Linked DNA regions of Homo sapiens: region 1 is linked to region 2. A link is an interaction called in ENCODE POLR2A ChIA-PET data of the cell type or tissue named here. Cell type or tissue: OCI-LY7. All regions are shown on one strand.

Region 1 (2,500 bases), 94 kb before region 2:
TCAGTTATGCAGATCATCCAAATACTGACACATTTTTTATACAAAGTAAAACAAAACATATTTGTTAATATCATCACTGATCTCATCAGAAAAGTATCTAAGTTTTGGGGAGCCCTAAAGCTCACAGTTGTGGATACAAGTTTTCCAAAATACGAATTTTCACTTAAAAGCTCAAATTTTCATTGGCAACAAACATCATCAGTTGTTTTCACTGAAGTGGCAATCTGGTTTAGTTCATTTTTCAAAAATGTCTGCCAAATATCCAAGTCTGAAGCACCATAGTTTGTCAATCTATCACGTAAAAACTGTTCAATGGAATAAAGTGGTGGCTAAGTTCAGCTGTCAAGTCAAACAATAGCCAAGTACTTTTCCTCCAGCCAACCATCATACTGATCGGAAAGCACAATGTTACAGCGCTGTATGCATACTTCCTGCTTTGTCACATAAAATACATTAACAAGATATGGATGCTGGGCTCTATGACTCTTGCCTGTAGTTCCAGCTACTAGAGAGGCTGAGACGGGAGGGTCACATGAGCCCAAGAGTTTGAGGTCAGCCTGGTCGGCATAGCGAGACCCTGGCTCTAAAAAGGAAAAAGAAAAAAAAAAATTTTGACTCAAGGGTAAAAAAGTAAAAGTATATCATGCCTTAGCATTATTATGAAAACAGTTTTGACTCACAGATCCCTTGCAAGTCTGTGACACTCAGGACTGCACAGACCAGACTTCTGAGTTTGGCTGGGCTAGGAGGAGAGAAATGGCCAAGGACAGCAGGATACACTTTGTATCCACCAGCTGCCAGGTACCGGACAAAATAGAAACGATGTTCTACATTCATTGTCTCATGTGGTAGTATAAATCCAAACCCCTTCTAAACAATTATTTGTGCCTCCATTTTAAAGGCAAAGAAATAGGCTTACAGAAAGCTGTAGAACAGAGCTGGAAACTAGTCTGTTGGCTCCAAAACTCTTGCTTTTTTCCCACCATGGAAAAAGATATCTTCTTTCTTACTAGCTTTGGTATAGGGACCCCTCTCTTCCAGAGTACCCCCTTACAAGCCATGTCCCCCATCCAATCTCCTGGACTGTTCCCATTCCTGTGCAGGCCCTTGCCTCTTTGAGTAAAATTATTTCTACTACTAGTTATCTAAATCAGAGGTGACAAAAATACAGAATATACAGGTGCTTTTCTTCCCAGGGAGCACATCAGGTATTCATAATCTTTAATTTTCAATGAGCCTGAAATTAACCTTAGAAGCTTCTCAACTGAGGTCCAGGTAGCCATAATCAACCAATCAATCAAGGCTAACAACAGAAGTGAAATTTGTTTGTCTGCCTTCACCTAAAATCATTAAGAAGCAATTGTGTGGGATCAGAGGGTGAACCTCTTCCTTCCTTCTTTACAAATACAAAAAGTAACTTTGCCAGGAAAATATGTGCATAGCTCCAGGTGGCGTTAGCTAGAAAAACTAATATAATTATTAGGAGTGAACATTGTTGACTTCAACTGACCAGCTGGTCTCTCTGAATTCATTACAAGTCCTAACAGTCTACTAAATACTTCCCATCTACGTCAAAAGTCTAATATTGACAGTGAAGCAGTTTCCACATTCCAAATTGTGCTTTATTCTTGAAATATAACTGGGCCTCTATAAACCACTGCAATGACTTCCCCAACTGCTTCACCACTTCAACACATTTCCCATCTGAATACTTCTAGTATTTGATTCGGTTCTGCCTCATGTTGTACTGGCCTTAGAGTCTAGAGCAGCTGAAGACATTTTTGAAGTCTGGAACAAAAATCAGGATTGAGACAGAAAAATCTGGCTGCGGACAATGAGGACGTGTACTAGGGGGTTAGGATTCAATTTGAATGTCCAATTACATGGTTACAAGCCTGTTTATGCCTTATGCTTTTCAGATAAGAATCAGATTTTGGAAGGAAGAACACAATCTTTGCCTTGCTCAATTAAAAAAACAGATTTTTAGAACTTCAGGATAAGTAGCAAAAAATAAAAATAAAATAAAAAATAGATTTTTGTCTTGTTCATTCTGCTGTTTTTCAGGATCTCAAATAAAAAGTTTGATGGGGCCGGGCACGGTGGCACATGCCTGTAATCCCAGCCCTTTGGGAGGCCGAGGCAGGTGGATCACTTGAGGTTAGGGGTTTGAGACCAGCCTGGCCAACATGGCAAAACCCTGTCTCTATTAAAAATACAAAAACTAACTGGGCATGGTGGTGGGTGCCACCAGCTACTCAGGAGGGCAAGGCAGGAGAATCGCTTGAACCCAACAGGCAGAGGTTGCAGTGAGCCGAGATGGCGCCATTGCACCCTAGCCTGGGTGACGGAGCAAGACTCTGTCTCAAAAAAAAAAAAAAAAAAAAAAAAAAGTTTGATGGAAAAGATTATTTTACACAATTATTCTTCATGATATGTTTTTCAATTATTCACAGTATTTCTAACCCTCATTACTTTAGCTGTCATTGCAGTGACATTTTTC
Region 2 (2,500 bases):
ACCCTGTGCCCTCAGCATTGACCCTTTTAAAACAAGCTTGGTAGGGCCAGGGATCAATAATATTTAAAGCTATCAAGTTTTAGATAAGACCATTGAAGCCAGAAACATTAGCTGTGCAGGTGGAAAGAAGTAGCCTCTGGCATCATCCTTACAAAAAAACTCAGAATACACTTGGCCATGGGTATCCATGGGTTCCATATCTGTGCATTCAACCAGCTCTGGATCAAAAATATTTGAAAAAAATTGCACCTGTGCTGAACATGTATAGACTTCTTTTTCTTGTCATTTGTTCCCTAAAAAATACAGTACAGCAACAGTTTACATAGTATTTACATTATATTAGATATAAGTAATCTAGAGATGATTTAAAGTATTTGGGGAGATGTGTGTAAGTCATATTCAAATATGATGCTGTTTTCTATCAGGGACTTGAGCATCCTTGGATTTTGGTGGCCCAGGGAAGTCCTAGAACCCATCCTCCATGGATACTGAGGGATGACTATATATCTGAAGAACTTCAATTTTTCAGCATTCTCTTTTCATGAGGTCTTTTTAACGAGTCCCAAGGAAAGGCCAGTTACAGTTTGAAACTATCTCCAAAATCATGTCATCAACTGTGGGACACAGGAATGAGGAGGAAGAGGGATTCCTGACAGGTGGCCTTCTGCTCAGTGATGATTCAGAGATTAATTTTATGATCTTCTCGTTGACATCAATTAATGGAACAGCTGGCTGAGGGCTTCTGTTTTTCTTTACTGGGTTATCGCCTGACCCAAGAAAGCCAACACCAAATTCTTAGGGACAGAGGAAGAACTCAGCGTGTGTGTGTGTGTGTGTGTGTGTGTGTGTGTGTGTGTGTGTGTGTTTGCAAAAAATATGCATGTCCAAGAGGTCCATTGGCCCACTGGAGACACCAGCAGGAGTGTAGGAGTGTGACTGCTGTCTGTTGGGTGCCGTGTTCTTGATAGTTCTAACATGTTACTCAATTCCTGGTTGTCTCTTTGGGAATATAGGAAAGTCTAGATCTCTTCATTATATTATATATTAATATGCATCACTAACTTAGGAGCTTTGAAGCCAAAAAGACCAACCAGACATAGATCCTGCTCTTGAGTTTACAGAATAAAGCAGTGTTTCTCAACATTGATTACCCATTGAAATCACACAGGGAGTTTCAAACAATGCTGCTGCCAGTTTCACCCACTGAGATCCTGAATGAAATTGGTCCAGGATGTGGCCTGAGGCATTGAGATTTGAAACTTCTTGGGTGATTCTAATGTGCATCCAAAGTTGAGAACAATTGCAGTAAAGGAAAGACAAAGTCCCCAGAAGTCTGTAAGCTAAAGAGTAGTAATGGCTGGGCATGGTGGCTCATGCCTGTAATCCCAGCACTTTGGGAGGCTGAGACAGGAGGATCTCTTGATGCCAGAAGTTTGAGATCAGCTTGGGTGACATAGTGAGACCCCATCTGTGTTTAAAAAAAGAAGAAGATGAAGATGAAGACGAAGACGAAGATGAAGAAGAAGAGGAAGAGGAGGAGGAAGAGGAAGAAGAAGAAGAAGAGGAAGAAGAAGAAGAAGAAGGCTGGATGCAGTGGCTCATGCCTGTAATCCCAGCACTTTGGGAGGCTGAGGCAGGAGGATCACCTTAAGTCAGGAGTTCGAGACGAGGCTGACCAACATGGTAAAACCCCATCTCTACTAAAAATACAAAAATGACTGGGGTATGGTGGCATGTGCCTAAAATCCCAGCTACACGGGAGGCTGAGGCATGAGAATCGCTCAAACCCAGGAGGTGGAGGTCGCGCCACTGCACTCCAGCCTGGGCATCAGAGTGAGATTCTGTCTCAAAAAAAAAAAAAAAGAAAAAAAAAAGGGTAATAACAATTATCAGTCTCTAGGAGTGATAATACGACTATATAAATAGTGGAAGTATAACCTATAAGCATTGTGGAACTGTAATACAATTATACAATTTGAAGTTGCTGTTCTCTCTTGCATGCATATGCATGTATGTATGTATACATATATACACACATATATTACATAAGTAATACATTCTTCTAGTAATAGATCCAATGATATACAAATGTTTCTGTTCCCACAGACTGCTCAATGTGCAATTCTCCAGTCCCCTTTCTATGCATTTTAAGCACATTTATATATATATATATATATATACACATACATATATATATATCTAGTCACATATCAACAAAACTGAGATCAGGTTATCTAATCTGACTTTTAAAAATGTTGGCTGGGCGCGGTGGCTCACGCCTGTAATCCCAGCACTTTGGGAGTGGGAGGTGGAGGCAGGCATATCACAAAGTCAGGAGATGGAGATCATCCTGGCTAACATGGTGAAACCCCGTCTCTACTAAAAACACAAAAACAAAATTAGCCGGGCGTGGTGGTGGGTGCCTGTAGTCCCAGCTACTTGGGAGGCTGAGGCAGGAGAATGGCGTAAACCCGGGAGGCGGAGCTTGCAGTGAGCCAAG

What was found. ChIA-PET counts read pairs that join two places held together with the same protein. Peaks named below come from ENCODE experiments on the same cell type or tissue, not always from the same donor. Only the 100,000 strongest peaks of a DNase experiment are listed, where the experiment ranks them.
Region 1: POLR2A ChIA-PET joins it to region 2 with 10 read pairs; 5 of 35 experiments call an interaction of 5 or more read pairs at or near these places.

Annotation. Positions count from the first base shown.
Region 1 is chr13:27,237,815-27,240,314 of GRCh38, forward strand. No RefSeq gene overlaps it. Among named protein-coding and RNA genes, the nearest start is that of LINC00412, 1.8 kb to the left of the region's middle. In OCI-LY7, no CTCF peak of the experiment used is centred here; no DNase peak of the experiment used is centred here.
Region 2 is chr13:27,331,468-27,333,967 of GRCh38, forward strand. No RefSeq gene overlaps it. Among named protein-coding and RNA genes, the nearest start is that of RASL11A, 62 kb to the left of the region's middle. In OCI-LY7, no CTCF peak of the experiment used is centred here; no DNase peak of the experiment used is centred here.